Linked DNA regions of Homo sapiens: all the other regions are linked to region 1. A link is a loop called in an ENCODE intact Hi-C map of the cell type or tissue named here. Cell type or tissue: PC-3. All regions are shown on one strand.

The links. Peaks named below come from ENCODE experiments on the same cell type or tissue, not always from the same donor. Only the 100,000 strongest peaks of a DNase experiment are listed, where the experiment ranks them.
Region 2: it touches region 1 in a loop (17-fold over the local background); 60 of 110 quality-filtered maps call a loop at or near these places.
Region 3: it touches region 1 in a loop (8-fold over the local background); 5 of 110 quality-filtered maps call a loop at or near these places.

Annotation. Positions count from the first base shown.
Region 1 is chr1:221,475,096-221,483,095 of GRCh38, reverse strand. No RefSeq gene overlaps it. Among named protein-coding and RNA genes, the nearest start is that of LINC02817, 140 kb to the right of the region's middle. In PC-3, a CTCF peak has its summit at 4,869 (motif pointing left); a DNase peak (open chromatin) is centred at 4,845; H3K27ac peaks cover 1,432 bases.
Region 2 is chr1:222,450,945-222,458,944 of GRCh38, reverse strand. No RefSeq gene overlaps it. Among named protein-coding and RNA genes, the nearest start is that of TRT-TGT2-1, 10 kb to the left of the region's middle. RefSeq lists an enhancer at 3,511-3,560. In PC-3, CTCF peaks have their summits at 3,422 and 3,624 (motif pointing right); DNase peaks (open chromatin) are centred at 3,344, 3,644 and 6,714; H3K4me3 peaks cover 897 bases.
Region 3 is chr1:222,092,490-222,100,489 of GRCh38, reverse strand. All of the region lies in intron 1 of LOC124904518 (a long non-coding RNA gene), which reads left to right. Among named protein-coding and RNA genes, the nearest start is that of LINC01705, 37 kb to the right of the region's middle. RefSeq lists a silencer at 1,516-1,716. In PC-3, CTCF peaks have their summits at 3,924 and 4,130 (motif pointing left); a DNase peak (open chromatin) is centred at 4,139.

The DNA.
Region 1 (8,000 bases):
ATTCACAGTTAACATGTTTAGTCTTGGGTTTGTGTTCTACATTATAGTCTTAAGAAGCTATTCTCTTTGCAGTTTATATCCCTGGAAAATAATAATGAATACCTAGAGACAATGATTGCTACGAATGCTGGGGGAAAGCTCAGTAACCTGACCTCACTCCACATGAAGATTCTCAGACTTATATAAAACGAGACAATTGTCTTCTGCCCTTTCCCAGGTGGTGATTTGAGGCCTGATAATATCTGCAGGTTTTTTTTAACTTTGATTTTAATTTCAGAGGTATGTGTGCAAGTTTGTTACATAGGTATACCCATGTCACAGGGTTTGTTGTAAAGATTATTTCATCACCCAGGTATTAAGCCTACCACCCATTAGTTATTTTTCTTGATCCTCTCCCTCCTTCCTCTGGAAGGCACCAGTGTCTGTTGTTCTCTATATGTTCATGTATTCTCACCATTTAGCTCTCACTTTTAAGTGAGAACATGTAAATATCTGTGGATTTTACCAATGATATTTTGTAAGAAAAGGTCCAATTTTAGGCATAATTGGAGTTGAGGGCATGTGGAGGATGGTAGGATGGAAAAGTGTTTGTAAAACCTGCCCTCAGAAATAAAAGCTGAGAAAGTAAAAGTGGCGTTTTAATAGCCAACTCTGAGGGAGCCTGAAAAACAAAACTGGGTCCATGATTCTAGACTGCATTACTTTTCCATAATTGAATAATTCCCAGGAGTCAGATGTAGGTTTGAATCCTGGCTCTGTCACTTGCTACGTGACCTTGAGCAAATTGCTATGTCCTCAAATCCTCAATCTGTAACATAGGAATGATAACACCCTTTACAGGAGACAGCAATGTAAAGCACTTCACATTGTTTGTACTTGATAAATACAGTTGATCATTGAACAACACAGGACTAGGGGTGCCGATTCCTACACAATAGAAAATACACCTCTAAATTTTTACTCCCCTCAGACTTTAATATTAATAGCCTACTGTTGACCACAAGCCTTACCCATAACATAGTCAATTAATACATATTTTATATGTTATATGTGTTATATACTGTGTTCTTATAATAAAGTAAGCTAGAGAAAAGAAAATGTTATTAAGAAAATCCAAGCAAGAAAAAATATATTTACTATTCATTAAGTGGAAGTGGATCATCATAAAGGGCTTCATCCTCTTTGCCTTCACATTGAGTAGGCTGAGGAGGAAGAGGAAGAGGAAGGGTTGATCTTATTATCTCAGGAATGACAGAAGCAGAAGAAAATCCACATGTACGTGGACCCGCACACTTTAAACTTGTGTTTTTTAAGTATCAACTGTAGTCCTCACTATTATTTGCAATTTTTAAAATGTTTTCTGTTTCTTTGTGTTCTTTGCCTTTGAACACAGAAAGGTGTTCAAAGAATTAGTTCCTCTCTGGGCTCCAGCTTAGAAACTGTACTTTCAAATATCAGCTCTGGAACTTGTGGGCTGGATGGTTTGGGGAAATTGATGTAACCTCCTCCTCACTCCTTGTGCTCCTTGTTCCTGTAAAAAGGGAATAATGCTATTCCAAATGTTTTGGGAAGACCAAAGGCACTAATACGCATAAAGTACTTCCACTGTGTCTGACTTCTCTTGGCAGGTCACTCACCTCACTGTCCCTCAGTTATCTCCCTTCTAACAAGTGGATAATGGTGTGCTTACTTCACTTAGGTGTGTAAGGAGTTTAACTGACTTAGCATGTGTAGTAGACCTAGAAGAGTCCTGGGACATAGGAAGTGCTCAGTAAATGGTGGTTATTTATTACAGTAAGTGCTCAGTAAATAAGAGCTAGTACTGAAAAGGAAGATGATGATGATGATGGAGAAGAGAATGGGTGAATTCTCTGGTGCCTCTTGTAAAGAGAGCTGTTCTGGAATGTGACAAAGGTTTGAAACTGAGCAGTATATGTTCTTCCTGTGGAGCTCTTTGCTGAAAAGTCCCACAATGTGAATATTGAGAGGCTGACCACCAGGAGCGCGGGTGAGGTGGTGAGTTCAGTAATTCAATTTAGAGAAAACATCACTCTTCAAATACTTCCTCCAAATCTATTATTCCTCTAGTCCCTGCTTCAAAGTTGCAATGAAGTCATTCTTGACTTTCTTGGCTTTCACCCTTATCATTTCATATTCAATTTGTCACTAGGCTATATAATTCTACCTCAGAAGTTTCCCGAAATTTACTCTCTCCTCTTTTATTTTGCTTGAATATGCTCAGGGTCTCTAACAGCTCCCTTTCAGCCACACCAGCTCTTTACAAAGATCTGTCCCTCTCAGTTGATTGTACAGACCCTGCCCTGTCATCTGGCATGTCCCCTCCATGTCATCTTGCCCCCATGGCAGAATCTCTGCCATGTTCTATGCCCACATGCTGGGCCCTGTTCTGTGCCCGCCTCCGCATCCCATGTCCTTGCAACAGCAAATTATTTTTTGCTTCCCCAGTGATACAGTTTGGATGTTTGTCCCCTCTAAATTTCATATTCAAATGTAATTTCCAGTGTTGGAGGCAGGCCCTGGTGGGAGGTCTTTGAATCTTGGGGGCAGATCCCTTATGAATGCTGAGGGTCGACCCGTTGGTGATGAGTGGGCTCTTGCTCTGAGTTCACATGAGGTCTGGTTGTTTAAAATTGTGTAGCACCTTTCCTGTCTCTCTCTTGCTCCCACTCTCACCATGTGACACTCCTATTCCCCTTCACCTTCTGCCATAATTGGAAGCTCCCTGAGGCCCTCACCCTATGCAAATGTTGGTGCTTTGCTTCTTGCATACCCTGCAGAGCCATGAGCAAATTAGACCTCTTTTATTTATAAATTTCCCAGTTTCAGATATTTCTTTATGGCAGTGCAAACACACTAACACCTTGAGGTTATGACAGGCTGGATGAAGACACTGGTTCTTCTTGGCCTGTCCCCAAAGCCACAAGCCAGTTTTACCCACTTCTAAATCCAAGGTTTCCTATTAGGAATTCAGCTTCTGCCAAAGCTGTGGGCCCACGCCTGCGTGCCTCTGTTGCTGTTTCATCTTTTATCTTTCCAAATTACTGTAACTGTTTCCTCACTAGTTTCCAGGGCCTCAGTTTCTCCCCATTCCAAGCGTTATCTACTCTGCTTCCAAAGTGAATGTCCTGTTTTAAAACCTCCAGCATCCACTGACTTCTCACTTTCTGGTGAGTTATCTGCTGATCCCGCCACTGCATACAAGAGCCGTCTCAGTCTCTTCTGACCCCCCGACACACTAACTTTCTTGCCATTTCTGGAGTATGCTCATCGCTTTAGGCCACCCACCTTAGCACACACTGTTTGATCTTTTCTGAAAATCTTTCTTCTACTTGACTTCCTTGCAGGTTAGTGGATTTCCCATTAGCTCAAATGTCTCCTCATTTTAAAGCCTTTCCTGACTCTTCCAGAAAGAATAAGGCTTTTGCTCTTCTATGTCCTCATAACTTTCTGTTAATTTTGCCTTTCAATATTTATTTCATTATACAATTATTTTAATTTTTGCACTATTTCATTCAAAAATACGTATTGAGTGTTTACCGAGAGCCTGGCACTCTTCTGAGCTAAAGGGACAGAGTGAAAAACACAACAAACTGTCCATGCCCTCAGAGAGCTCACATTCTCGGAGAGACAGACAGTAAATATGTGACAAACAAGTAAACAAGGCATGTAAAAATTGTGATAAACACTCAGGAGAAGATAAACAAGATTAGGTATTAGTAATTAGGGAAGGGCATCTATATTGATAGATGCAGGCTGTGAGGGTAAATTTTATGTGTCAACTTGACTGGATCACAAGGTGCCTGGATATTTGGTTAAACATGACTCTGAGTGTGTCTATAAGGGTGTATATGGATGAAATTAACATTTGAATCAGTAGACTGTGTAAAGCCTCATCCGATACATAGAAGGCATAAATAGAACTAAAAGGCTGAGTAAGGGAGAATTCTCTCTCTCGACTGCCTGTCTTCAGCTGGGAAGTCAGTCTTTAATGTCTTCTGACTGGGGCTCTGAGTTGAATTACACCATCAGCTCTCCTGGGTTTCCAGCTTGCCAGTTGCAGCTCTTGGAACTTCTTGGTCTCCATAATCACAAGATAACATACCTATAGCTATATCTTTATCAATATCTTCTATTGATTGTTTCTCTGGAGAACCCTGACTAACATACAGACTTAAGGAAAGTCACTCTGAGAATATGGCATTCATGCTGAGCTCTGGAGAATGAGAAAAACAAAGCAAATAAGCCCTAATATGAACCAGAAAAAAAATTCTAGTAAAATGAAATATGAGAGCAAAAGCCTGAGGCTGAAAAGAGCCAGAGAGAAGGCAGTTAGCATGAGATTAGATTGGAGAGGGAAGCAGAAATCAGGTCATCTGGGTCTGATTGGTAAGGAAGGAGCTTCAATTCTTTCTCCAAAAGCATTGAAAAAGCAGAATAACTGTCCTTCAATAAATATTTGTGTGACAAACGAGTTAATGGATATATAGTTATTTTCCAAATGGTGAAAGCAATTTGAAAACTCTAAAAAGGATGGCACTATTTTTGTCCCTATTCCTTGATAATTTTCATTTAAAGGGCCCTGGCAGTAGGGTAAAAGGGAAGGATGCTGATAAAAGTTGGCTCTGTCGTATCAGAACAGCAGAGGATGATGGATGTGCACCCTCCATACGAATGAGTTTCCTGACATTTTTGCCGTTTGGGGTTTTTATCTGTTGTTGCAGAATATGTGTGCACTAATGCAGACTACATCTACCAAATATCATGAGCAATGAATCATCCGCTCAGCAAGGAACGAGTAAACTTCACCTCCTCCCAGGAAGCTGGCTGCAGCTTTGCACAAGAGCACCCTCTTCTGTGCAGTTGCAGCCCCAGCCTTCAGAGAGCAGGAGCGATGGCCTTGTGCAGTCCCACTGTGATCCCCATTCTAAGGGAAGCACAGCTATGCAATAAAAAGAAGTCCTTATTAGTTTCCTTCTTTGCCTCCACCCTTCAGAGGATCACGTAACACCAAATTCCTTTGGAATTATCTAGGAAGGTGGAAAAGACTAGGGAGTAGAGTTCGAGACACTTTACTGAAAGGGAAAGGAAATAGCTTTCCACCCAGTAAAATTCTACTTCATTACCTAACATTACAGGGATTTTCCAGGATGCTCAGGTAGACCAGCTCTAGAAACTAGGGAAACAACGTGATGTCCAGAGTCCACCGGGCAGAGAGATGCACAGAGATTTAAAAAGAGGGACATTGTATAAGCTCAGCACATGTAGCAGTTTGTGTTTTGCTTTGTGTGTAATAACTTTAAGTCAAGGGAATTGGGGCTCTAGTATAATTCTATACTGCTTTAAGTACAGTTCTTTAAAGCAGAATCCCTTGTACAACGGAAAACTAACTACAATTGGGGACCTGGCACATGGAGTTCACCTAAATATTTATTAAACAAATAAAAATATTGGCTTCCCATGTCTTTCAGGGGAGGGAAATATTGAGCCTTGTCAGCCATTCATATCTTATTTTACTGGTTATTTCAAGTAACTATGGCCACAATAACATTGCATATAAAACAGCCACAAAATCTCGGGAGCATACAAAAATGCATTTACGCAGCTTGCAAGTGTGCTGGTTGGCTCTGCAGTACTGTTGGTCTCAGCTGGGCTCATTCATGCATCTGCAGCAGGCTGGGGTCAACTGGGGGGCTGCTGATTTGGGGTGGCCTCAGCTCTGGTGGTACAGCTCCACTCCCCATGACTTTTATCCTCCTCCTGGGATGAACTGTCCGTTCTGGGCATATTTTTATCCATAGCAATGCCAGAAGTTCAAGAGTGTAAGTTGAAGCATGAAGATACTTTTCAAGGCTGCTGCATCATGGACGCTAATATCCCACTGACTGAAACAATTCACATAGCCAAGCTCACCATGAATGGAACAGGAAATTCTGTTCTTCCAATGCAGTTATGGGAAGGGAGTGAATATTTCTGAACATGAACTTGATCTTTCACTCAGACTTTTCTTGTAAACCGAGTAGAGGCAGGACAAGTTAGCATGTGCTGTGAAAAGACCCCAGGACACAGAGTCCTGGGCCCGGCCAATTGAATCAATGCCTATTAGTCCTAAAAAGGACCATATGAGGTTGGTAAAATTCACCTCATTTTGTAGAGGCAGAGGCTTAGGCTGGGAACAGACACAGAAAATCACTTAAGACCATTGAATCAGGAAGTTGTAGACTCAAACTTGAACCCAGAGCTATCCTGTCCCCAATCCTATGCTCCTCTCCACCGTATCTCAGGAGCTTCCCCCACCAAGTTGCCCTGACTGGTCTCAATTTTGCTCTTTAGATCAACATAGAAGAAATTTAGCCTCTTTTCTAGAAGTCTGTCTTTCATGGTTTTGGAATCAATTCCCCTGTTTTCTTGACAAAAATCAAGCATACCCGCCTTCCTGCCCTTCTTTCCAGCTCTGTTTCCCCAGAACACTTACTGTCCTGAGTGTCTGAAGATTGTAAGGATGAGGGTGATCATTGGCCCTGGATTAAAATATTCAGGGAAAACTTTACTGAAGGAGCAAATTTTAGAATGAAGACAGGTGACAAGTGACAAAATACACACACACACACACACGAGAAGTAATTAAGGCATTTGACTTGTGCTAAAAAACAAGATGAAGACTTGGGGAAAGATGAGCAGATCTGGTTGGTGAATATCAAGTTGTGTTTTTAGACACACTGGTCATAACATGCCAGGATATTCAGCTGAAAGAGGCACATTTTAAGAAAGAAATAGAAAACAGAAATATTTAGAGCTGACCAATTAGAATGATGAGAAAACCCAAAACAATACAACTTGAAGAATATTTGAACATGCTCAGGGTCTTCAGCTGGGGAAAGTGAAGATTTAGGAGCAAGAGCTCTGCTAAAACATGTTAAAAGTTACCACCTTGGAAAATAGACTGGGGTTCTAAAAGGCTAAACTAATACTTCAGGATAGAAATTAAATATTTCCACTCAACTCCATCATTACAGCAGGAAACATCAGAGCTGCCCGACGTGGCTCAGATTTCCTTCGATGACAGTAAATCTGGCTGAAGTTTTATGGAAAGGGTGAACTATCACTTCATAGAGAAGTAGTCAAGCACACTGAAATTGGAGAACAACTTGGACTAGTTGAACTTTAAGATCTTTTCCAAATTTAGAAATTCCATTAAATGGAAGGAAATAGTTTTTATTATTAATAACAAAGTATAATAACAATAAGAGCAATTCCTTAATATTATATTATGCTTTGTAGTTTATATTATGCCATCATATGCTTGAAACAATTGTGAGGCAGGTAGAATAGGTATCTTATTTCCATTGCATTCAAGGAATCAAGGCACAGAGAGTTAAGTGATTTCCCTATGGACACACAGAATGTGGAAGAATTAAGATGAGCACTCAAGCGATGCCTGTATATCATCCTGGCAGTGCCTGTATATCATCCTGTTGCTGCCAAATTTGATCATGAGGAGAAAGTTGATGACCATTCTAGACACTGCTGAAGGAAGGAATAGCTGATTACAGGAAGATCAGCAAAGACTGTGTTAAAAGGGCTCAGGGTCATTTTTCCTTTTATTATCTAGTAGGAATATAACCATGATCCCCAACAAGCCAGGGAACATCCTTGTACAACCACACACTTTACAAGGGCTTTGCTTTGAATCTTCCCTGAGACATCACAGGAAATGGGATTCCTTGTGATACAACTCAGTTCAAGGCAAGTAAATCCATTTGGCAACGTGTTGTTTGACAAATTTTAAAATAGAGGTTTGATTTGCTTTTTATAGTTACCCCTGTTTTCACCATTGAGGACAGTAACTCCTCAAACTTTTGGGCATATAATATGTGTGTTTATATATATATATGTATAATTTGGATATATATATGTATAATTTGGATATATATGTGTATATATGTATGTGTATGTATATATGTATATATGTGTATGTATAT
Region 2 (8,000 bases), 980 kb before region 1:
GATTACAATTCAACATGAGATTTGGGTGGGGACACAGATCTAAACCATATAATTCCACCCCTGGCACTTCTCCCAATCTTATTTCCTTCTCACATTTCAAAATACAATAATGCCTCCCCAACAGTCCCCCAAAGCCTTAACTCATTCTAATATTAACTCAAAATTCCAAAGTTCAAAGTCTCATCTGAGACAAGGCAAGTTCCTTCCACCTATGAGCCTAAAAAATAAAAAAGAAGTTATTTGCTTCAAGATACAATGAGGATACTAGCATTGGGTAAACATTCCCATTTCAAAAGGGACGAATCTGCCAAAAGAAAGGAACTACAGGCCCCATGCGAGTCCAAAACCCAGCAGGGCAGTCATTAAAACTTAAAGCTCCAAAATAAACTCTTTTGACTCCATGTCTCACATGCAGGTCACATTGGTGTGAGGAGTGCTCTCCCCAGGCCTTGGGCAGCTCTGCCTCTATGACTTTGCAGGGTTCAGCCTCCATGGTTGCTCTCACAGGGTGGCATTGACTGTGGCTTTTCCAGGCACATAGTGCAAGCTGTTGGTGGCTCTAACATTCTGGGGTCTGGAGGACGGTGGCTCTCTTTGTGCAGCTCCACTAAGCAGTACCCCAGTGGGGACTCTTTGTGGAGGCTCCAACTCAACATTTCTCCTTCATACTGCCCTAGTAGAGGTTCTCCATGAGGCTTCTGCCCCTGCTGCAGGCTTCTGCCTGGACATCCAGGCTTTTCTATATATCCTCTGAAATCTAGGTGGAGGCTCCCAAGCCTCAATCCTTGCACTCTGTGCACCTGCAGGCTTAATATCACATGGAAATTGCCAAGGCTTATGACTTGCACCCTCTGAAGCAGTGGCCTGTACTATATCCCTTTGAGCCATGCCTGAAGTTGGAGTGGCTGGGATGTGGAGAGCAGTGTCCTGAGGCTGCATAGGGCAGCAGAGTCCCCGGGCCTAACCCATAAAAGCATTCTTTCCTCCTAGGTCCCTGGGCCTATGATGGGAGGGGCTGCTGCAAAGGTCTCTGAAATGCCTTTGAGGCCTTTTCTCCATTGCCTTGGCTATTAGCACTTGGATCCTTTATATTTATGCAAATTTCTGCAGCCTGCTTAAATTCCTCCCTGAAAACGGGCTTTTCTTTTCTACCACACAGCCAAGCTGCAAATTTTCCAAACTTTTATGCTCTGTTTCCCATTTAAATATCAGTTCCAACTTCAGGTCATTTCTTTGCTCATACATATGAGCATAGGCTGTTAGAAGCAGCCAGGTCACATCTTGAACACTTTACTGCTTAGAAATTTCTTCTGCCAGATATCCTAAATTACCACTCTCAAGTTCAAAGTCCCACAGATCTCTAGAGCAGGGGCATAATGCAGCTAAGCTGTCTGATAAGGCATAGCAAAGGTTACCTTTACTCATTCCCAATAAGTTCCTCATTTCCATCTGAGACATCTTCAGGCTGGACTTCACTGTCCACGTCACTGTCAGCATTTTAATCACAACCATTAAACAACTCTCTAGGATGTTCCAAACCTTCCCTCAACTTCCTGTCTTCTAGCCCTCCACATTCTTCCAACCTCTGCCTATTTCCCAGTTTCAAAGTTGCTTTCACATTTTTGGGTATCTTTATAGCAATATCCTACTCCTGGTACCAATTTTCTGTATTAGGCTATTCTCATATTGCCACAAACAAACACCCAAGATTGGGTAATTTATAAAGAAAAGAGGTTTAATTGGCTCATGGTTCCACAGACTGTACAGGAAGCACAATGCTGGCATCTGCTTGGCTTCTGGGAAGACCTCAGGAAACTTACAATTATGGCAGAAGGCAAATGGGGAGCAGATATGTCTTCACGGTAGGAGCAGGAGCAAAAGAGAAAGAGAAGGGAGGTGCCACATACTTTTAAACAACCAGATCTCATGAGAACTCAGTATCTTGAGGACAGTACCAAGGGGGAAATCTGCCCCCATGATCCAATCCCACCTCACACCAGGCCCCACCTCCAACATTGGGGATTACATGAGATTTGGGTGGGGACACAGATCCAAACCATGGCAAAAAGCTACCCAAGTGATTTTAATGTGCAGCCAGAGTTGAGTACCATTGCTCTGACAAAATTTTTTATCTTATATATGAACAAGAAGAGACTTCAAGAGCTTAAGTAACTGACCCCAAATAAAGGCCATACAGTCAATTACTGGCCAAGACTCTGGCCCGCTCTATTCCCCTATTGGAAAACCTCCACAGCAGTCACACTTTGGGTCAATTTCTTACAGAGGATAGCTACAGTCTTTATGTCTTTAAATCTAAATCTAGATATATTATTTGAATAGTGCTAGCATACTCTGGCAGAACTTTTGAGAGTGAGGACTGTTCCAGAACTATCTGTGCTATGTGACCTCAGGATCTGGAGGTGGTGACAGGCTCAGATTTTACAGTCAGGAAAGTCTGGTTTCAAATGGTAGTTCAGCCACTGACAGCTCTGCACCCTTGGCCAAGTTACTTGGCATCTCTGATCTTCAGTTTCCTTGTAATGTGAATGTTTTGTCAACACAGACTGGTTTCTTGGTTGTGAAGACTAAATAAGATAAGGCCATAAAAGTCTCAGCACGTAATTAGTGCCTTTTAGGAAGCCGATGACTTATCCATTAGCTGGTGGTGCAATTTTACCTTTTAAATGATAGCAGTACTAGTAATTATTACTGTTGTTGTTCTTCTTATATTCCATGTATTTGCCTTCCAGATAGGTGGTTCTTAAGCAGAGGTGATTTTGTACCCCCAGGAAACATTTGGCAATGTCTATAGGTATTTTGATTGTTATAACAGGGGTGGAGGTTTGGGGACAGTGGTGGGGTGCCAGTGACACCAGTGGGTAGAGGCCAAGGATACTACTAAATGCTCATAATGCGCAGGCAGCCTCCCAACAACAAAGACCTATCTGACCCGATGGTGCGAAGGTCAAGAGACTCTGCTGTAGATATCTGTAAGTAATTGGGAGCTTGAGGGCCCAGAGCCACTGGGTGGTGACAGGATGATAATTCTCAATTTTTGCTATTGTGTGGCAAGGGGGCAATGTGTTTAGGGGGTTGCAAACAGCTCCATGTCTACTCTCAATCACCACAGAGGAAGGACTTTCCAACTCTTTACATATGAGTTGCTGTGGTAACCGGTAAGTAATAACCCTGGGGTTTATACTCCTTAGAGGTGCTGTGAGGATAATCTTGCACCTAAAGTTTAGAAACACTGGTATCAAAGCCTAAAGAAGACAAGACGATTGCATCAGATCCCACAGGAGGGCTGTCTTTCTCCATGCTTGTGTTTTGGGCCCCTGGGGGTTGCATCAGCCTCCTCACTCATGAGCTCATCATTTATAAATGACAGCCGCCAAAGTCGGGAAGTATGAAACAGTTGCCAAATGGAGAACTTGCTCAGCTTTCTTGCTGGAGCCCTGTGTCTTAACTTACTTATATTAAAAAATAAAAGGAGCACAATTCTGCTAGGCAAGCTCTGCTATGTGAGAAGGGAAGAATACATGCAGAACTTCTCGTTGAGAGCACAGAACATTTTCGTGTCTGTCGAGATCACCGTGGTTGCTGAACGTGGCCGCTGTTGAGCAAGTGGTCAGTAGGTGGCGCTAAGTCATCGCCGAGAGGACGCTCCTGTCCTAGACCTGAGTTACTGTCAGTCTTGGAGCGCGCACACCCCAGAGTGAAAAATATAGTAACAGGAAAGATTTAGTTCTTAAAATAAGTCAGCAGCTCAGCGAAGCAGATACTACCTCGGCAGGTACATTTTCTTTCTTGAACTGATGGAAAAGGGCATTTACTGCCTACAGGCTTCTGGCTACAGAAATCAAACAATCAAAATATTCAATTAAATGAAACCAGCAGCAGGCCTGGCCCCAGAAGAGAATGAGAACCAGCTGGGCTCAGCCCTATGTCTGGGATCCGGTACCGACGTTCCTCTGTACTGACACGTCCGGAGCCAATGTCGAGTCACGAGTCACCCAGGCACGGTTTTCTCTCTCCAGTGAAGGCTTTGGGTGCTGAGATGTGCAGTTGTAACGTGTAGCATGGAGACCATTTTAGTGATCTAGCTGGCTCTTCTTAAATTATGGGAGTCCTGGCCGTACATGTAGGTGAGGACGCCACCTTTCCCACCTACGTGAGAAGGTAGGAGAGTGGAGATCCCTTGAGGCGCTGGAACAGGAGTGTTGTCATGGTGATGGGGCCAGTCACAGGGCTCACCAGTCCCTTTGGCGGAGTCTCTGCCTCAATTGTAAGGGAATTTGGAATCACTGGATCAGATGCAAGTTCACAGTCATGTTGCCACTTTTTTCCACAATCTATAGCCCCCACCGTGAAAGCTCCAGTGGGTCATGCTTTAGAAAGGGGAGGGAGGTAAAGAGTGGGTGGGGGGCTTTGAATCCAATAGTCCTGTATCCCAGCTCTGCCACCAGTGAGCTCTGTGACCTTGCAAATGCCATTTTGCTTAAGCTTCAAAGCTCTCCTCTGTAAAATATGCATAGAATGGGCAGGAGGGCTGCCAATGAGCTGCTTGAAATGAGTTCACATCTCTTGGAAGCAGAGAAAGCTTACAACTAAAGTGGCCAGACAGCCATATGTGATCTTAGAAGAACTGTTGAACCCAGAGAGAGGCCTCGAAAATGGAGATGGGCAAATGCCATTCCCACCATGCGAATCCCTTTCCCATTTTTGCTTGTGGCTGCCCAGACTCGGTCCCTACCCACGCTTAATAAATTCTTACAATTTATTCTCCTGCCCTTCAGCTTGACTTGTAATAATGTAATGATGGCTATCAGGGTTGGAACAGCAAGCACGATACCAGCACTTTAGGAAGATTAGTTTCCTCTATTTAATGCTCATGACTACCTGCAAGGTAAGTGTTGTCACACCGGGTACAGATGAGGAAATGAAGGCAAATCTCTGCGCAAAGTCCTGGGTGGGTGGGCTGGAGAGTTGGGAGCCTGACTCGGGTTTATCTGAGAAAACAAGTGGGCAGGAAACTCAACTGCTCCACATGAGATGCAGAAGTTCTGCCATTTTTTTCTCAGATTATAAAGTGTCAGAGGCTGCTCTGGAAAAAAAAGGTGCAATGAATTCTTGTTCAATCATTAATGGTGCTTCAAAGGACATACAGGCCCATGCACACATCCTTCTATGTAGGTACAGAGAATTATTTTTATCCTGAGTTGCACACATTTATTATGTTATTAATAGCATGGACTCAACTGGGTGTCCCACAGAGTGACTCTTCTAATGACTGGTTAGGAAATTTGACAGCAAGTAAGAGGGCGGTGAGCCTGCTTTCTGGTCTGGGCCTGAGTGACCCCCCATCTTCCTCCATTTGGTTGAGAACAGGCTACAGGTCAGACCTCAGCCACTGGGATACTGAACCAGGGCTTCCTGGACCAGCGCCTCTTTAGGGTTGAACACTCACCTTCCTGCAGTACAAAGCAGTGGGCAGTCTCGAGTGCCCTTCTGAGGTCAGCCTGTTGGGGTGTAAATGGTTCTTGAAATGCATCTGATTTCCAGCTTGTTAGCATCTCATTGTCTCCCTTAGAGTTTCAGCCTCCCTTAGAGTCCTCACACCTTGTCAAGACAGATGCTTCCTGGAACAGGATCTCTGAGCTGTGGAATGGAAAGTACCTTTATCATCTTTGCCTGTCTCCTAACAGGTTTGTCCCTTGTCATTCTATGTCAGTTTCAGGTAGGGTGGCAGGAGAAGGGAATTTGTTGAGAGCCCACCGTGCTTCAGGTACATATTAGGTGCCTTATATACATTATCTCACTTAATACTCAAAACCCCCCTGTCAGGTAGCTGTAATTAGCTCTGACTTAGAAGTTTCTAACCATGCAACTTGCAAATGTTGTACCTGGGATTTAAAGCTCAGATCTGAGCTCTTCCTAGTACATCTTACTCTTGAAATGTGTGCTTTAATACATTTATTTAATCATCTTTTTTGCAAAAAGGACTGTGCTAGGCAATCTAGAGTGAGGCATGGTTCTTGTCCTTAGGGAACTCCAGTACCATTGTGGGAGGAAGATTCACACAGACGGAAGTTAATGAATAATGTGAAGAAATGTCACACATGTCCAGTGAGAAGAAATGATGTGTGCTACAGGACTTCAACTGAGGAAGGGATGCCTGCGTGGTCAGAGGAGGCTCATGGAAAAGGTAGGATATGAATTCGTTTTTGAAACATGAATAAGATTTGGGTGGGGGCAGAGATGGGACACATTACACTTGCAGTGAACCCACCTGGTGTGTTCTGAGAATAGAGCAGCTTCATGATGGGAATAGGGGTGGAAGAGCGATCCCTTTGGGGTGGGAGACTTAATGCCAGGTTCTGGAATTTGGACTTCGTCCTGAAGGCAATGGGGGAACTACCAGCATTTTCTGATTGGGGTGGGGAGTAGGTAATGACTTGAGAAAAGTAGAACTTTTAGAAATACTAATGAGGAAACAAATGGTAGAAAGGATTGGTGAAAAGAGAGACTAGGGAGGAGGGAAAAAGGGAGAAGACTTAGGAAGCTGATCATTTGCCCATCATGTAAGTGCCAAGTAATATGCTAAGAAACTTTGTGTCACCTATAATCTCGTATCCTCAGCCGGTCCTTATGCAACATCTATTATTATCCCAGGTTCGTAAGATGATCATGTGTCACTACCACCCAACAAACCTGTTTTCTCTTCTTCCTGGGAATACAGCTAGACCAAATATTCCAGGCTCTTTAGGTGTGGCCATGGGTATCCCTTCCAGGCCTGGCTTATACAATCTCCCTGGGCAATCTCTCCTCCTCTTCCCCTGTCTGCTGAATGTTGATGAGCAAGGTGACCATTGTGGCTAGCTACTGGGGGCTTGTCTTTGCCCTGCTTCATCCTCTGGATTCCAACAGGGACCCCAGGCCCTTGCCTTAGCAGGGAAGGGACAGGAGGCAGCAGAGACCAGTGTCTGGACATCAGTGATTGTAGCTTCAAGGGGAGCATTGGAGTCTCTCACAGGCTGATCCATGGACTGCAGGTGCCACCTTATCTGTACTCAGGGTATTTGGAGAAGGGAATTATGGAAAGAGACTGGTCATCCTGCTGCTCTGGGCAGGTAGGGGCTCAGTGTGGTTATGGTTTGAAAATTAAAACAAACATCTTTTACCTTTTTTTTTTTTTTGAGATGAAGTCTTGCTCTGTCACCCTGACTAGAGTGCAGTGGCACGATCTCGGCTCACTGCCTCCCAGGTTCAAGTGATTCTCCAAGATGTGATAATTTAGTTACCAAATGACGGCAGTGAGAATGAAAATCAAGGGACAAAAGATGATCAATACTATGGGGTGAATAAATTACTACATTTGGTGATTGATTCAAGATTTAAGATGTCACGAGTATAGCTTAGAGATAAGTGATTAGGGATCTAAGGGAGGAGTTCAAGAAAACTCTCTGCTCGTCCCAAGCCAAACTCCCTATGTGTGCTATGGTTCCTAAACCCTCCCTCCAATCAAGTGTTTGCTTCTACAATTACTTCTTTTTCCCTGACATCTTCACATTTTCCTTCTCCCCTGGCTCATACTCATCAGCATATAAATATGCTGGAATCTCCTAACATAAAACGCCTCATGTTAGACTTAGTTTTAACTCCTGCTCCATTTCTCTGCTCCTGTTTCTCTTAAAGCTCCTGAGAAGGGCTGTGTGCTCTTGCTGTGTCTGCTTCATCCCTCACTTCCCATTCTCTCACGGGTTCCCTCCCATGCACCACTGAAACTACCCTTGTCTCCTCTTTCGAGCTCCAGGTTGCCAAAGCCAATGGCCGATGCTGTCTTCACCCTACTGGGGCCCTGGGCTCCGCCGACTCTTCTAGGGATGTTTCTTTGCTTTGCTTCTGGGAAAGTGCACTCCTGATTTTCTTCTAACTTTCAGGCAGCAACAGCTCCTTCTGTCTCCAGGCTGCCTTTTTGTTTTTTTTTTCTGTTTTTGGTT
Region 3 (8,000 bases), 620 kb before region 1:
TCTTTGGAACCTGAGAAATGCTTAACAAACTTGAGCAGAGTTGCAGTACATTACTAAAGACAAGCAAAAAAAAAAAAAAAAAAAAAAAAAAGCACTGTCCCAGGTCATTGATAAGAGCACTAGTTGTGTTTGAGGTAGAAGATAAAAAGATTCGTTTGGGGAATATTGTATTTATTATTTTAAAGTCTTAATATTTACATTCTGTCCAGGACTTCAATGCCCACATGCCAATAGCTCATCCCTCAAAGGGTATCTGTCATATTGATAAAACCTCCTACAGCTCAAGAGTCTCTGTGTCTACCTTGCACCTCTACCTGGCCAGGACTGATTGGCTTTCAACAATTTAGTTTCCAATCTTCAGGTTTTGAGAAATGTGAAGCACATTCAGATGTGAATTGTATTGATAATCCAGGCCATTATTATTATAATCCCTAGGAAATCATGAAGCCAAAAGAGCTTTTTCATTCAGCAACAAAAAAGCTTTTATCCTCTATCCCCAGCTGACATACTTTCATAGAGGACTTGTCTTTGATCTGCCCTCTTTGTTTTTTGTTTGTTTGAGATGGGTTTGTTTCTTCATTCGTCAAGGCTGTGAGCTCACTAAAGACAAACTTCAGGAAGGAAAGCAAATGAAGTTCTGATTGTGAATTCCTGGTCTCTTATGGCAATTCCGGAACTGCCCCTTTTCAAAAGGATCCTAAGTACTTTGGTGGGAGCCTAGGTAGAGTTTGCAAGAGGGGCAGCCTGTTTTAGGGCTGTAGCTTGGATTTTCAGGTTTAAACATTAAAGTTTCTGCCTTGTCTTTGCTATGCATAAGCTGATGACCTGGGCAAGGCAACTCATCTCTTAGCACAAAGGGAGGCAGAAGAAGCATTCACTGAATTCCATTTATGGGCTCACACTAGGCCAGGTGCTAATGATGCATGATAGTCTAACCCTTATAACAACACTATGAATTGAATATATCTCCTTCTTACAGGAAAGGCAACAGAGGCTCAAAGAGCTTCAATAAGTGGCTCAAAGACATATGGCTGATGAGTGTTAAAACTAGAATCAGCATGTTTCCAAAGACCACACACTTGCCCTGCCTCCTTCTGAACCTGGGCTTATTCATCTCTAAGATGAGTTCCTTAGTTTTCCTTCAAGGTCTTTCCAGCTTCAAAAATTTGTGATTGAGTGAGGTTGGATTCTAACAGCACAGGAATTCATTATATAGGGCTGGAACTCAGTTGGGTTCATAGCAACCCTCCTCCTTCTTCTAGCTAAGACTTTCCATTCATAAAGGTTGGTTCCCACCTCCAACGTGACACCCCAGTCTCACTCCTCATCACTCTTCTTTGCACTGCACTAGAAATTCTTGCTTTCATCTCCCAAACTTGCTCATTTGCCTCTTCTCCTTCTGCAGAAACCTCTTTCTCTTTTTCTCCTCACATAGTTTTTCCCTCCTCCAACATAGCTCTCTGAAAAACTTACCTTCTCTTTTTCCAGGCATATCTTATTTCTATCTGAAAGGTTTCCTGGTTAAATAAACAATTCGAATGGCTTTGGAAAAGTCACTTCACTCGGCATTTAGTTCTCATTTGTGAAGTGAGACTGCTGTATTACATGGTCTCTGTAGGCTCTTCCAGTGCCAAAATTCTCATTACAAATAAATCTCGAATCTCTTTCTTTCCCTAGCAGCTGTGGGCTTTGTTTCTACATTAGGTCAATGTGCAGTCTCTACCATACTTCTTTGTTTTTATTCCTGGGTTTTTGCCACATGCAGCATTTAGGTGGTTCTAACTGAACTGTAAACTCTTGAAAAGAGGGGACCTTGTGACTTCCTTCTTCCTAACCCCTCCACTCCTATCTCTGGTCCACAAGACTAATCCACAAACTCAGGGGTTATTCAAATAATGCCATCAACTGTTGGACAGATGACAGATGGCAAGTGCCATCCACAGCCTTGTTTTTCTGGTGTCCCTGTCATATTGTCGACATTCAGCTTTTTCAAAAATATCTTTAGTTACTCATTAGTCTGAGAATTAGGCCTTAGCTGTTGGCTATTCTATGAATGGCTCTTTCGGTACAAACTAACTGAATCTGTGTCTATGCCCTTAATTGGAAAGATAAATTTAAATGGAACTGTCTCCTTGTGATGTCCTCTGAATTTCAGAAATGAAATTTGGGTCCTCTCAGTCTGATGGAATGCATAACACTTCCAGAGTTATCAGGAACCTGTCAGAATCATTATGGTTAGATATAAGTGTTTTTCTAAATGCTGCTATCCATGGAGTCTGATGTTTGAATTGCAGTGGTGGAAGACAGTATTTATGCAGTCATTCATTCAAACATCATTTTATTGAGCACTGACTATGTGTCAGACACTGGGGTAAAAGGATAAGTAAAACTTGGTTCTTGCCCTTAAGAGGTATTTGGCCAAAAAGGAAAGGGGTACTAAAACAGTTACTATAATGCACAGAGATACACTGTTATAAAGTATATAAGAGTATAAACAGACAGGGAGAGTCTCCAGGGATGATAGGAATCGAATCAAGTTGAGCAGTCAGTCTGGTCAGTCTGTTTTACAGCCTCCTGCCCTGCAGCCTGTGTGGAATGCAGTCACCTTGTTGGTTTAAACCAGGTCCTGACTGATCCTGGCAACTTCTAGATGAACTCGAGTGAACTTTCCTCATTACTATGCCAAAGTCTCCACCCTGGGAGGAGCTATACCTGCATTACCATGACATGCAACCCATATGCTGGCATGATGACTCATCATGTCTGTGCAACTGGGACCCCTCCTCTACCTGCCATGATGCACCCTTCTCCATTGCCGCATAAAACCCTCCTGTCCCCTTCTCTCCGGGAGACACTGCTTTGGAGAACACTCCCAGTATCCTCCTTACTTGCACCAAGTAATAAAACTCTTATTGATCAAAACCTGTGTTCTCGTGGAGTTACTCACCAGCTGAACAAATCCTGTTTTATTGAGGGTAACAGAGGTCCTGAAGAGGTAGGAATTGGATATAACCAGAGGCATCACAGACGATGCCACAGAGTATGTGAATTTAGGGCTAAGCTTTAGTAAGATCTGGCAGCAAAAGGCAGAGGGCATTTCAGGGAGAGAAACACCCAAAGGCACAGGGTAAGTATGGAGAATGAGGGCATGGGTGAAGGGACTGGCGAAAATCAGATTAAAAGGTAAGCAGGGGCCAGATAGTGAAAGGCTTTAAATGCCCTACAGAGGAAGCTCTATGCCAGTGGCTCTCCTGCTGTAGTGGGCTGAAGGCTTATAAAGGGACTTGGCTGAACATGTAGATTTCTGGGACCTACTGATTTGATTCAGCTGGCTTGAAGTGGAGCTTAGAAATCTGCATTGTAAGCCAGCCTCCTGGATGATTCAGATGTAGGCAGTCTGCTGGTAATCTTGTGCAGATATTGTTGTCAGCAGTGGAAAATACAAAGAGTGACATACAGCCTCATACTGGGCTTAGAAAGACAAGTCTAGCAGGTGAGTATGGCAGCTGAGTTGAGGGAGAAAGGCTCATCGTGATGTGGTCAGTTAGCATTTCACTGTGACGGTTCACACGAGAAACGCCCAATGCCTCAACTGTGGCAGTAGGCAGTGGTAATGCAGAGACAGAGGTGAGAACTCTTGCAGAGGGAGAATCCTCAGAATTCAGCAAATGAATGAAAGTTGAGGGGAGAGAGAGAGGGGAGAATCACAAGTACATTTAGTAGTTCTCACAGGAGTAATTAGGGTCTAGTGTCATTAATGCAAAGTAAAATATGTTTGAGTGAGAAGATAAAAAGGTTGGGTTGGGGCATATTGAGACTTCAGTGTCAGTGGAAGCTACAACTAGAGATTTAATTCAGGTCTTCTCCAGGTTTGCTTTTGGGGAATATGAATATATGTAGGGGATAGTTGAAGCCATGGGATTCTATGAGACAAAGTGATAACTTTGGGATAGAGACCAGAGAAAGTCAAAGACAGCGCCTGAGGCACCTCTGCCTTTAAGGGAAGAGAAGATGGGGCGGGACCTAGAACTAACTTAGGTGAGTGAATCTCACCTAAATTAAAGGGAGGGGAGAATTTAACTGAGGACTTTTTCAACATCAGGCTGAGACTGAGGCACAGTTTGCCCCCTAGAGGCAAGGAGGGGAATTGCGGGGAAGAGCCAGATGTGCTGAAAGGCAGAGGGGGGAAGTCCACACACACAGACGAGGGCTAAGAAGTGAGCTAATGGACGTGTCAATATATGTTTGTATGCACACGCATATACCTGTGCATGCATGTGTGCACCTGGGTGTATGTGTGGGCATGAAATTTGTGTTCATTATGTGCTACATAGGTAAGAGCCTTCTTTGTGACAGGTATGTGACAATCCTGTGAGTGAGGTGGGGGAATAGTAGCCAAAGTGTGCAGGACACCAAGAGGTCAGAAATCAAAGAGCAAGGGAAAGTAAGAGCCAGGAGCTGTGGGGCAGGGCTGGAGGAACTCCAGGGAGGGGCGCTGACACATATTGGCAGGCCGGGGGAAATTGAACATGGCCAGAATGAGACTCAGCAGAAGACAACAGTGCCAAATGCAACAGAGGGATTTACAAAACTGAGAAATGTCCTGGAGATTGCCACTTGGAAGGTCATTGTGACCTTTGACAGCGTGGTTTCTGTGGGGTCTAACTGAAGAGTGAACAGACGGTGAGAAGGTTGTTTGAGCAAAAGGAAGGAGAGAGCTAGTGACTCTGAAGTTAGAATCAGTGATGATACGAGATGAGGCAATTTTGCCCATTAAGCATATTGGTGCATCTTGGGGACTTAAAAAGATTTGTTTTGGACGACTTGCACTTCAAAAATTAGTCTTTTTCCTAAGAGGATAATAAAACTTAAAAGTAGCAAAACATGTTTTTCTGCAATATTTAAATAGCTTTTGATCCTGTCTGTTGTTAACAGTTGCTTCTCCAGGAATTTTAGGCCATTGGCAATAAACCAAGTAAATATTCTAACTAGAAAATAAAATGGCCCTTTACTACTGAAGTGTTGTTTATAAATAGCTCTCTCATGTTAACTCAGACTCAGTGGGCATATGTGTGTGTGTCTGTTCACACACAAGTGTAGATGTGGGATGTCTGTGTGCTCATTTAATCAACTAATATTTTTCACCTTCTATATGTTAGGCAGTGTAGGTGCTGAGCATATACCAGTGAATAGAAAAGCCATGATTAAGCTAATTATTACAGTGAGTTGAGATATGTATGTGCATGGGCAAATCCTTTCATGTTGTGTTGGCAAGGGAAGAAGACTAATCAGGAAAATAGGGCAACTCAATGGGCCAAAAAATTAAAAAAAAATTTCAAGATGCCATCTATTTCTACATAAAGATGATCTTATGCAGTGGTGTGCTGGTAAACTGGCTCTCTAGGAAGTGCAGGGAGAAGCCCTGATATGTAGCATTTACCAATTATCATGGTGTAAATATTTTCACTGGGGCTGATTTCAAACCTCCAACTTGATGTCATTGAATGAAGCTAAAGGAAGAGATGTACACAGTTAAGAGATATACACAGTATAAGCCAGCTCCAGCATCCCACTAACCCTTTGTGCAGGCAGAATAATAATAATGCTTTCTTTCATTTATGGAGCTGTTTGAAATTAACAAGGTGCTTTGACATATTTTCCTTTACCTGCACCTCACCCTGAGTGTGATGTTAGAGGATATGGTTTGAGGAATATGGAAAAATCTCTTTGGCTAGCCACAAAGCCTTACATTACCACTGAGGTAACTCTCTTTGGTATAGCATTCATGAATGAAGACCATGCCTTTTAAATAGTAAAATACAAGATATGTAAGTGTTGTTAATCCAGGGTAAGACAAGAAAGATCTCAATTACAGGATACTATTGGAGAAAGAAGTCCCAAAAGAAGCCATGGAGAAGGAGGATGGGTAGATATGTAAGGAAAATGGTCAAAAGAGAGATCCAAGGATATTAAAGACATTTTTTCTATGTCATAATTTTGCTTAGGGTATGACCTACTCCTAGATCATAGATGTTACCAGATATAGTTCATGCTCCATTATCTGCTCTAATGGAGGAAAATTGGACAATATAATTCAAAACAATGAACAACCTTGAAAGATATATACAATTGGACTTGCAGAGAAGATAATGACTGTTTCTTGGTATCTGTAGCATCCTGTGAATGGTTTACCTATTCTACCTCTGAGCTTAAAGAATCTACTCATGACGAGGCATATTGCAAGGAATTGACAAGTGTCACATAATTAGTACCAATCTAGACTTTGTTGTACAAATGAGTGCAGGATTCGGATGGTTATACTTCCTTTTAAGTGATTTAATGAAGTATCATTTTAGAGTTAGTTCTAATTAAAAGATTTTTAAAAAAAACTCTTACTGTGTTGTCCTAGAAATAAAAATACTTTTTCTGACAGAAACATAATTAATTTGATTATAAGGTTTAAAGTGTATTCTGTGTGTGTGTGTGTGTGTGTGTCTGTGTGTGTGTGCACACATATGCATAACTTCAACTGCTGCTGAATACAAGAGAAATCAATATCTGGCCACTGGTGGTCATAGGCTGTAATCACTTGGCAACCGTTGATATATTGGTGGCCGGCAATGAGGAGAATGGTGGGTGTGCATCCTATCAATTTTAAGAGCATATTTTTCCTCTACCAGTAGCAGTGGCTCAGCATTCTATTTGTAATTTCTGGCCTTGAAAGTAGGAGTTAATAAATGACAATAACTTTTAGCACACCAAGCCACATGCTTTTTCCTGTCCTGCAGTTTAGCTTCAGTGTGGAGGGAGAGAAAGAAAATTTTGAATCGATAATGGAAGTGGGGCACGGGGTATTGGAATGTAAACTTGGATATAAAATGCAAGCCAAGTGGTGGCTTCAGTGAAAAAGGCTGCCATTTGATGGCTGCAAACCATATGCTGAAGTTTCTTTCTTTTGTTTGTCATTAATGAAAAAAAAATTTTTTTATTCTTAGCTCTGTGGTCCCAGCCACCACCAATCCAATCAATGACCAACTTTGACTTTTTCTCTTCAGTGCATTTTTCCTGTTTCCTCTTGTCAATGTTTTTTTGCCTCCACTGCATTCCAGGATTTTATTACCTCACATAGGGATAAATGCAAAACCTTTCTAAAGGTAATAATAATAATCACAGTAACTAGTACCTAAAATCTGGGTAATGTTCACATTTGGCTGAGGATGTCCACCTACCTTGTCTCGTTTAATCCCTATAGCACTCCTGGGATATTGGAAACTGAAGCTCAGAGTGGCTGAGTGATGTGCCTAGGCTTACAGAGGTAGCATGTGTGGGTGAACCTTTACCTTTTGACTCCAAATTAAGTGCACGAGCCCCTACTCAGACTGTCCCAGCCTCTCTTTGTGCTCTTACTTTCCCCTTGTTCTGAGAAAATATATACACAGTTGCTGGAACATTCATCCATAAACTACTTTCTGTGAGAATCCTTTTCCCAACAGATCCAGCTCAACTCCCTTTGCCTCTTTCCTGAGGCTCCCCTGAGCACTCAGCGGTGTGCTAAACAACCATTGGCCACTGGTTTCTTCCTACACTGAACATCAAACTTTTCTAGCCTATGTCGAGGCTGAGAGCAATTAAAATCCCCACATCTTTTTCACGAGAGCTTATACATCTTTTGGTCATGTAACAGTAAGTGCTGATAGTACTGATAGGAAAGTTGTTCATCAGAAAGTCCTATAATCTCTATTTAAAAATATTCTTCTTTCGTTCATCTCTATGATGAAAATCTACTCATCCTTCAAGGCTTATATCAAAAGCTATTTTTTTCCCATGGGATATTTTCCTGATTCTCCAATCAAACACAATTGCCCTATCATTTGACTTCTTTCTTACTTGTTGTGTTGCAATTGTTTTCATTGTCTTATGCCCTTTAGCAATCTGTGTAATCCTTATAGTCAGGAAGAAAGTTCACAAATAGAAGATGCTCAGTAAACATTTGTTGAATT